3 separate regions of the Homo sapiens genome follow, and all the other regions are linked to region 3. The links are chromatin contacts, found by Hi-C or POLR2A ChIA-PET in ENCODE. All regions are on one chromosome and are shown on one strand. The core of a region is the stretch at or near the end of the contact, and the rest is flanking DNA. Distances in the headings are between cores, read along the strand shown.

What was found. Hi-C counts contacts between places; a loop is a spot of excess contacts on that map. ChIA-PET counts read pairs that join two places held with the same protein, here RNA polymerase II (POLR2A). Pooled maps may share reads with other maps.
Region 1: a pooled map shows a loop between it and region 3 (2.7-fold over the local background). The contact joins the enhancer-like site here to the promoter of KIF1B in region 3. A Hi-C loop is called at or near these places in 1 of 50 pooled maps. POLR2A ChIA-PET finds 5 or more read pairs at or near these places in 2 of 52 experiments (activated B cell and activated T-cell).
Region 2: a loop to region 3 is called in a pooled map, with 6 times the contacts of the local background. The contact joins the promoter of CLSTN1 here to the promoter of KIF1B in region 3. A Hi-C loop is called at or near these places in 6 of 50 pooled maps. POLR2A ChIA-PET finds 5 or more read pairs at or near these places in 2 of 52 experiments (HEK293T and activated B cell).

What each region holds. Positions count from the first base shown.
Region 1 is chr1:9,798,594-9,802,102 of GRCh38, forward strand. All of the region lies in intron 1 of CLSTN1 (calsyntenin 1), which reads right to left. Among named protein-coding and RNA genes, the nearest start is that of CLSTN1, 24 kb to the right of the region's middle. Within about 2 kb of position 1,683, at least 4 of the 41 ENCODE cell types and tissues checked have a DNase peak (open chromatin) inside an H3K27ac peak, as active enhancers do.
Region 2 is chr1:9,822,172-9,825,299 of GRCh38, forward strand. It overlaps CLSTN1 (calsyntenin 1), which reads right to left and starts at 1,794. Exons shown (of 19, transcript NM_001009566.3): 1 at 1,472-1,794. The coding sequence starts at 1,562. RefSeq lists silencers at 1,516-1,595, 1,606-1,755, 1,926-1,975, 1,996-2,055 and an enhancer at 1,668-2,384.
Region 3 is chr1:10,208,432-10,211,819 of GRCh38, forward strand. KIF1B (kinesin family member 1B) reads left to right here and starts at 2,139. Exons shown (of 49, transcript NM_001365951.3): 1 at 2,139-2,447. RefSeq lists silencers at 1,360-1,654, 1,741-1,820, 1,851-2,370 and an enhancer at 3,272-3,388.

The DNA of each region.
Region 1 (3,509 bases), core at 433-2,932, 410 kb before region 3:
GGAGTAGCAAATGCCTGTTTAATGGGCATGAGGTTTTCTTTTGGGATGACGAAAACATTTTGGAACTAGATAGAGGTGGTAGTTGCACAATGCTGAATGTACTAAATGCCACTGGATTGTACATTTTAAAATGTGATGCTGGGGCTTCCAGTTTCCAGTACAGCATGTTAGGAGATTAGAAGTTGCTAATCTGTCCTAATAACAAGTAAAAAAGCCAAAGAAACTGAAAAATCAAGAACTATTCTTAGATCCCTAAGAGAAGTGAGATCACAAGGCAATTGCTGCCCCCCAAAATTGGAGACAGGCTGCGTGTGATGGCTCGCACCTGTAATCCCAGCACACTTTGGGAGGGCGGGGCAGGAGGATCACTTGAGCCCAGGAGTTTGAGCCCATTCTGGCAACAAAGTGAGACCTCATCTCTTACTAAATCAAAATAAATTAGCCAGACATAGTGGTGCACGCCCATGGTCCCAGCTACTCAGGGAGCAGAGATGGGAGGACCACTTGAGCCCAGGAGGTCGAGGATCCAGTGAGCCCTGATCGTGCCACTGAACTCCAGCCTGGGTGACAGAGCAAGACCCTGTCTCAAAAAAGAAAAAAATACATAAATTTTAAAAATTGGAGACACAGGCAAATACACAAGGAATCACAATTTACAGAGCAGAAACCTCCATGGGAACCGGTGCCAGGGTAGGAAAACCTAAGCTGTAATCGACAAACTGCTGGAGTTCAATGTGCAGAACTCTGAGAGTTAAAAATTCCAGGGAGCCGGGCGCGGTGGCTCACGCCTATAATCTCAGCACTTTGGGAGGCAGAGGCGGGTGGATCACGAAGTCAGGAGATCGAGACCATCCTGGCTAACACGGTGAAACCCCGTCTCTACTAAAAATACAAAAAATTAGCTGGGCATGGTGGCGGGCGCCTGTAGTCCCAGCTACTTGGGAGGCTGAGGCAGGAGAATGGTGTGAACCCGGGAGGCAGACTATGCAGTGAGCCGATATCGCGCCACTGCACTCCAGCCTGGGCAACAGAGCAAGACTCCATCTCCCAAAAAAACAAAAAAAAAATGCCAGGCGCGGTGACTCACGCCTGTAATCCCATCACTTTGAGAGGCCGAGGCAGGCAGATCATGAGGTCAAGAGATCCAGACCATCCTGGCCAACATGGTGAAAACCCGTCTCTACTAAAAATACAAAAATTAGCTGGGCGTGCTGGTGGGTGCCTGTAGTCCTAGCTGCTTGGGAGGCTGAGACAGGAGAATCATTTGAACCCGGGAGGCGGAGGTTGCAGTGAGCCAAGATCGTGCCACTGCACTCTAGCCTGGGTGACAGAGCAAGACTCCGTCTCAAAATAAACAAACAAACAAAAAACCACACATAAATGTAACACGTGGATCAACAAAGAAATATCGAGGAGTTTTAAAATGTTTTGAACTAAATGAAAAAGAAAATATAATTTATCAAAATGTGTGGGATGTAGTGAAAGCAGTGCTTAGTGGAAAACTTAAGCATTTAATACATATATTAGAAAAAAAGAAAGAGCTAAAATCAATCATATAAGCTTCAACCTTAGGAAACTAGAAAAAGATCAGCAGATTAAATACAAAGAGAGCAGAAGAAAATGAAATAAAAACTGAAACAAAAATCAATAAAACTGAAAACAGGAACTCAATAGAGAAAACCAACAAAACCAAAAGCTGGTTTTTTGAAAAGATCAATAAAACTGATAAGCCTCTAGCCAGGCTAACTATGAAAAAAAAAGAGAGAAGACACAAATTCCTAGTATCAGAAATGAAAACAGGAACACCGCTATAAGACCCCATGGATTAAAAAGATACATAAAGGGGCTGGGCATGGTGGTTCACGCCTGTAATCCCAGAACTTTGGGAGGCCGAGACAGGAGGATCACGAGGTCAGGAGATCAAGACCATCCTGGCTAATACAGTGAAACCCCGTCTCCACTAGAAAAAAAAAAAAAAAAAAAAAAATTAGCTGGGTGTGGTGGCAGGCGCCTGTAGTCCCAGCTACTCAGGAGGCTGAGGCAGGAGAATGACGTGAACCCAGGAAGCGGACCTTGCAGTGAGCCATGATCGTGCCACTGCACTCCAGCCTGGGCGACAGAGTGAGATTCCATCTCAAAAAAAAAATAAAAATAAAATAAAATAAATAAATAAGAAAAAAAAATACAAAAAAAATTGGCCAGGAGTGTGGTGGCATGCTCCTGTAATCCCAGCTATTCAGGAGGCTGAGGTAGGAGAATAGCTGGAACCTGGGAGGCGGAGGCTGCAGTGAGCCGAGATTGCACCATTGCACTCCAGCCTAGACAACAGAGTGAGACTCAGTCTCAAAAATAAATAAATAAATAAATAAGAGGCTGGGTGCGGTGGCTCACACCTGTAATCCCAGCACTTTGGGAGGCCGAGGCAGATGGATCACCTGAGATCAGGAGTTCGAGACCACCCTGACCAACATGGAGAAACCCCAACTCTACTAAAAATACAAAATTAGCTGGGCATGGTGGCAAGCACCTGTAATCCCAGCTACTTGGGAGGCTGAGGCAGGAGAATCACTTGACCCAGGCGGCGGAGGTTGCAGTAAGCTGAGATCGTGCCATTGCACTCCAGCCTGGGAAACAAGAGCGAAACTCCATCTCAAAAGTAAATAAATAAGAAATATTATGAACAACTCTATGCCTAAAAATTTGATAACCTAGATGAAATTTATCAATTCCCTGGAAGATACAATCTGCCAAAACTCACCCAAGAAAAAGCAAACAATCTAAATAGACCTGTATCTCTTAGAGAAACTAAATCAACAATTAATAACCTTCCAAAACGAAAAGTACCAGACCCAGATGGGTTCACTGGTGAATTGTACCAAACATTTAAGGAAGAAATTACACCAATTCTCTACAGAAGCAAAGGGAATACTTCCTAACTCATTCTGTGAGGTCACCATTATTGTTCGTTTGTTTTTGTTGAGACAGAGTTTCGCTCTTGTTGCCCAGGCTGGAGCGCAGTGGCACGATCTCGGCTCACTGCAACCTCTGCCTTCTGGGTTCAAGTGATTCTCCTGCCTCAGCCTCCCGAGTAGCTGGGATTACAGGCATGCACCACCATGCCCGGCTAACTTTCTGTGTTTTTAGTAGAGATGCGGTTTCTCCATGTTGGTCAGGCTGATCTCGAACTCCGGAGCTCAGGTGATCCGCCCACCTCTGCTTCCCAAAGTGCTGGGATTACAGGCGTGAGCCACCACGCCCGGCCTCGGCCACCATTATTCTATCAAAACCAGACAAAGATGTTACAAGAAAACTACACACCAATATCTCTCATGAACACAGATGCAAAAACCCTCAACAAAGCAAGCAAAAAAACAGCAAACACATGTTTACTATAGTGTTCTAAGTACTTTACAAAATTGGTTCAATCCCCCCACCCACTCTGTGAGAGGGGTATTATTATCATCATCCCCATTTTACAGATGAAGAAACTGAGGCATGTAGAGATTAAG
Region 2 (3,128 bases), core at 544-3,043, 390 kb before region 3:
TATATTAGAGTTTCAGACCTCCAACCCACATCTGGAAAGAACATTTCAAACTTAGCTTGATGTTACTTTTAAAAATCAAATGGCCAGCAATGAGATACTTAGTGACTAAGATCTGAATTTGACAGAGTCAACAGAATGTTAGAAATGAAATAAAAGAAGTATTCAAAGTTTATCATCCTCGATGTTTAGAAAGGAACATGGAACAAAAGATGCATTTGCCGCCTCTGCCCTTTAATTCGTGAACACCATACTTCTCTCCTTATGTCACGCCAGGGAAGGGAAAATAAGAATTTTTAAAAAGCTTGCTAAATTCAAATATGACCATTTCATCTAGATTTCTATCAATCCTCCTCCCCAAAATTTCTTTTGATTAAAAAAAAATCAGAACAACAGATTTAAGCCTACAGTAGATTCTACAGACTACACCTAGATTACTCTGCTCTAAGGCCAAGGAAAATGTTTACGATTTCAAGATCCACTCAGAAGCAAATACTGTATCTGCAATGCGTAAGCTTTTCGTTGGCAAGACCAGTCAATAGCAGAGGCATGCAAGGTTTAAAAGGTTAAGTGGATGAAGGTTAAAAGCTAATAATAAATTAGCCAAGAAATACTACTTCCCACCGAGCCATAAAATAATTTCGGTCCTACAATCCTAAAAAACCAGAGAGGTTTCTCGTTTTTGTAGAGAACATCTAACCCTCCACGGTCTAAATGACCGTCAGAAAAACAGCACCAAGGCACCAGGGGTAGCAGAGACGGAGATTTCTAACACTGGGTGAGCCCGCGGTCGCAAATCTCATCGCGATTTCACCTTTGGGTGAAAAGGTGGGAGGGAAGCACTAAGTTTCAGCCTCGGCTCCACTGGAAACAGACAACGTCTGAAGGACTCTGGGAGGAGGCGGAAAGGGGCGAAGTCGTGGTGTCCGCGGTGCAGCAACACAGAATCGGGATCTTGGAAACGGGATGCGGAGGAGTGGGCTCTTATGTAAGCACACACCAAAACTGTGCGTGCACCCCCCGCCTGATGCACATCTGAGCACACGTACACAGAGCATCTCACCCAGGGGTGCAGCCCCAGCCTGCGTGCGCCGCTGAGCAGGGCGGACTGACCCTTCGGCCCGTCTGCACGTTCCCCCAAATCAGCGCAGCCACCACCATGGGCTGCAGTGGGGGCAGCCCAGGCTCAGGAGCCCCGCCCGGGACGGAGCCTGGCTTCCCCGGGACGCCTGCAGCGCGCGCCCACAGTCTCCTGCGCCCTGGCCCCGGCTCCGCGAGCCCGACCCCCAACCCGAACCCCACGCCCTGACCCGGCTCCCTGCGCTCGGACCCGACTCCCCGCATCCCGGCTCGAATCCCGGCATCCGGCCCTACTCCCGCACCCGGACCCGAATCCCCGCACCGGGACCCGAATCCTGCACCCGGACCCGAATCCCGCACCGACCCAGCGGCCCGGCCCAGCCCCGGGGCTTACCTCGCGCGGCCCAGACCCCGCCGCCGCACAGCAGCCCGGCCAGCAGCAGCCGGGCGGCCGGGGCCAGCGCGGGAGCGGGGCGGCGCAGCATCGCCAGCCCGGGGCGGGAGCGGCAGGGAGGCGCGCGGGACGCCGAGCGGAGCTCTCGGAGCTCTCGGGGCTCTAGGGGCCTGGGGCTAGCTGCTCCGCGGCGCGGGGAGCTCCGGGGGTCCAAGGAGGAGCCGCCGCCGCCGCCGCCGTGACGCTGGGCCGCGCGCTCAGGACGCGGCGCCCTCCCCGCCTCAGAGCAGCGTCTTGCTGAAGGCAGCGGCAGCAACTAAGATGGCGGCGGCGCTCTCTCTCGGGTCCGGCGAGGGTACCCGGCCGGGGGCGGGGTGGCGGCGGGAGGGGCGGGGATGGGGAGCGACGCGAGGCGCGCGCGCGGCGGACCCTGGGAGCGCGCGGGCCCGGGAGGGGCGGGGGAGAGGAGCGGAGGGAGCGCGCGCGGCGGACCCGGCAGCGGGCGCGCGCCTCCGAGCCCGTCGGCCCCGCCTGGAGCGCGCGCCCGCGGGGACGCGCCTGGGGTGGGTTCCGAGCGGCCGGGAGGGGCCCGGGGGACTGTATCCCTTTCCCTGGCCGCAGATGGAGAGCCTCAACTCCGCGTCCCTACGCGCGCTCCCGGGCTCCTAAGGCCGGGTGAGCGGTACCCGGGGACCCGCTCCTCCTTCTCCACCCCGAGGACTCATCCTTCCCACCCGCTCCGCCGAGGAGCGCAGACCCCGGCGGAGCAGTGCGGCCCAGGACCCTTGTCACTTCGGGCAGGTCGCGTCGCCCCCCAGAACCTCGGGGTCCTCGTCTCCCCAGTAGAGGTGTTGAGAGGGGTCACGAAAGGGGGTCCAGGAGACGAGGTCAGCGAAACGCGCCTGGTAAACAGTTAAGGGCCGCGCAGCACTACCCACACCGGCTCCCGCCCCGGGACCTGCCCCCGGGGAGTCTGTCCTGAATTCACTGAAGGAATCTATTTGTGACTTTCAAAAGGCGGCTGGTGTGCGCGCTCTTTCTCAGTGACATGGTGCGATGCTGGTTCTTAGAAATGCGGAGGTCCGAATGGATAGAGAGGACAGAGAAGCCCTCCCCCTCTACCGTGGATCCCTACAGGGATCTTGGGGTCCTCCCAATTTCCCAGCGTCCAGCGGCCCCCTCCTCCTCGCCTCTGGACCCCTGGCACCCCCCCGCAGTGGAGGAAAGGCCTGGAACAGCCGTGGATGGGCGTGTGTGCAGGCACTGTACCCTATGAGACACTACTGGCTCCATTTTGCAGATAAGGAAACTAAGTCAGAAAGGTGAAATGACTTCCCCCGTTGGGACAACTATTGTAAAAAGAATCAGCCCTCAAGGACAGGATGTTCGCATTAGGGGGACACCAACAGCAAAAAGTGGAACCCTAAAATGTTCATTTTTCGAGACCGCTGGAGGAGCTATCCATGAATGTCACTGCTCCAGGTGGGGGTGGAGGAGGCTGGCAGCACTGGAGGCTGGGTGGAGACTGGTTTGTGGGGCGCAGAGGACTTATTTAGGAGACTAGTGGGCAAAGAGCCCAAAAACGTAGACTGAGGTCAGATTGGGGGAATGGACTTGATCCTACAGTCAACAGGAAGACCTGGAACGGCTGGGAACA
Region 3 (3,388 bases), core at 889-3,388:
CCGCCTCGTCCACCTCCCGGGTTCAAGTGATTCTCCTGCCTCAGGTTCCCAAGTAGCTGGTATTACAGGCGTGCCCACCACGCCTGGCTAATTTTTGTATTTTTTAGTAGAGATGGGGTTTTGCCATGTTGGTCAGGCTGGTCTCGAACTCCTGACCTCAAGTGATCCACCCGCCTCAGCCTCCCAAAGTGTTGGGATTACTGTCGTGAGCCACCGCGCCTGGTTCTTCACTACGTTTTAGATTCTTTTTAGATTGTGCTCCATTGAGAGCTCAAGCAATACAGCCACCCAGGTTTTCGTAACTCTCCATGGCGCTCACCACAGTATTTACGCAAGGAGGTCCACGCTATGATGAAGTGGTGTCTACTGTTGAATTGATGAGTTCCTCTTTATTAACCTACTATAGTTTCATTTTACTCTTAGCCGTCAGGAAGCTAAGAGCTGAGTTCTGTGCTCAGTGGCAACATATTTCCTTGACTATGGATTTTTAAAATATTGTTTTTCTGGCCGGGCGCGGTGGCTCATTCCTGTAATCCCAGCACTTTGAGAGGCTGAGACAGGTGGATCACCTGAGGTCAGGAGTTCAAGACCAACCTGACCAACATAGTGAAACACCGTCTCTACTAAAAATACAAAAATTAGCCGGGCGTGGTGGCAGGCACCTGTAATCCCAGCTACTCGGGAGGCTGAGGCAGGAGAATCGCTTGAACCTGGGAGGCGGAGGTTGCAGAGATTTGACATCGTGCCACTGAGCTCAGCCTGGGCGAGAGTAAAACTCTGTCTCAAAACAAAACAAAAAAATTTTTCTTTCTAGGCATGCCTCTCATTCAAACAGCTTTTAAAAAGTCTCTTGCTTGTTTCATTATTATGAATTTTACGCCTATTTTAAAGCTATACGGTTTCACTGCTGTATGCTTTAGTGTAAGCTATGTCAAATCCTTTTGCAGGTAGGTGGAGCTTAAATTCTATAAAATGAGACGTGATCAATAAAAGCGGATGAAGAGTCTGAGGACTTGAGTGGTGGTGGAGATTTTCCAGAATTATTAGTGTAGAAAATTAATTTCGATGTTTTAGTGCATATGCTTGTACATAATACCTTTTACTCACAATAATACTGTATTTAATTCAGGGGAAGACATGTGATTTTACTTTCAATGTCTGCTAGTAAATAAAAATAATTCACAACCTTATAAAGTAATAGTGCTCGGCCTGGGCCTGATAATTGAATATATTATCACTGAAGATTATATTTTGTTAAGTACTGAATTGAACAGTTTCTGAACAGTGAGATTTTTCTTTCCAGCTGAATCTAAATCTGATTTTAAAGAAATCACTGCTCGTGCTTTTGTGTCCTCCGGGTTTCTAACTTCCACTCTCCCTCCTTCAAGGGCATCTCCCAGAAGGGGGCTGGGCTCGTTAACTCAGGGACGGTGCAAAGCGTTTGTTCCTCTCCTCACAGCCCTTCCGCGGTCTCCCAAGGAGACAAGTGGAATGCCCACCAAGTCATGCTTTTCCATTACTCATTCCGCCTTCTCTCCCGAGGTGGCGCGTGGGAGGTGTTTTGCTCGGGTTCTGTAAGAATAGGCCAGGCAGCTTCCCGCGGGATGCGCTCATCCCCTCTCGGGGTTCCGCTCCCACCGCGCCGCGTTCGGCCGGTTCCGCCTGCGAGATGTTTTCCGACGGACAATGATTCCACTCTCGGCGCCTCCCATGTTGATCCCAGCTCCTCTGCGGGCGTCAGGACCCCTGGGCCCCGCCCCGCTCCACTCAGTCAATCTTTTGTCCCCGTATAAGGCGGATTATCGGGGTGGCTGGGGGCGGCTGATTCCGACGAATGCCCTTGGGGGTCACCCGGGAGGGAACTCCGGGCTCCGGCTTTGGCCAGCCCGCACCCCTGGTTGAGCCGGCCCGAGGGCCACCAGGGGGCGCTCGATGTTCCTGCAGCCCCCCGCAGCAGCCCCACTCCCCGGCTCACCCTACGATTGGCTGGCCGCCCCGAGCTCTGTGCTGTGATTGGTCACAGCCCGTGTCCGTCGCGGGCGCCGGGGCGGATACGAGGTGACGCGCAGAGGCCCAGCTCGGGGCGGTGTCCCGCGCCGGCGACTGCGGGCGGAGTTTCGCGAGGGCCGAAGCGGGGCAGTGTGACGGCAGCGGTCCTGGGAGGCGCCCGCGCGCGTCGGAGCAGCTCCCCGTCCTCCGCAGCCGTCACCGCCGGCCGTCGCCGCGCCCTGGCCTCCCGCACTCGCGCACTCCTGTCCGCCGCCCACCGCCCACCTCCCACCTCGATGCGGTGCCGGGCTGCTGCGTGATGGGGCTGCGGAGCGGCGCCCTGCGGCTCGCGGCGGCCGCTGCTCGCGCTGAGGTGCGTCGGTGCCCGGCCCCCCGCGCCCCCGCGCGCCGCGGCTCCTGTTGACCCGGTCCGCCCGTCGGTCTGCAGCGCGGCTGAGGTAAGGCGGCGGGGCTGGCCGCGGTTGGCGCCGCGGTCGCGGGGTTGGGGAGGGGGCCGCTTCCGCGGGGAGGAGCGGCCGGGCCGGGGTCCGGGCGGGGTCTGAGGGGAGGTAGCGCGGGACGGGCGCCGGGTGCGGGAGCCTCGCCCTCGGGGGAGGGGACCCCTCCCTAGGCCAGCAGCGAGTCCCGGGCCGGCGTCCAGCGGTCGGCTGGGGCCCCCGCAGTGCCCTGCACCGGCCCTCCGTTTCCCCCGCGCTGCCAGGCCCCGGCTGTGCCCAGCGCTCTCCAGACCCGCCGCTGCCTGGCCGTTCCCTGGGCTCCGCGCACGTTGCAGCCCGGGGGGCGGCTGTGCTTCGTTTGAAGCCATCGTTTCTCATTTTCCCTCTCCCCTTTCCTCCTTTGTGGTGGGCATCGGGCTTCGGCTGGGAATGTGGTTATGCCCTTTGCCAGATGGCGATAGGAAAGGTCATCGCTTGGCGCTGGGGGAGCCGAGGGCTCGAGGCCTGGAAAGAGGGGTGCGATAGGAAGGGAGGGGGCTTGTTGGATGCTGGCCAGGTGTGAGGAAGGCTGGTGTGGTCTCGGCATTCAGCCGACTGGGATTACTCGGGCAGCCATATTGGGAGGATGATCTGACAAATCCTTTAGGAGCCAAGTCCAGTTGTTGGAAGGCACCGAGTGACAGCCCTGGCAGCTTTCAGGGTGACTGGCCAGACCAGAAGCCAAGTTGTGGGGGTTGGGAGGCTGCTTGAGCAAGCTAGTCATTGTTCATGCAACACAAAACATTCCCGCCCCTAACGCCAGAATGGAGCTTCCAGATCCCTTTTTTTTTTTTTCCTTGATTGCTAAATGAGCTTCCAAGGTAAACTGCCTTCAAGATTCCATTCTTGTTGGGGTGAAATTCCGTGTTTCTCTATTCATCTTCTGCGTCCAGTGCGGGGGC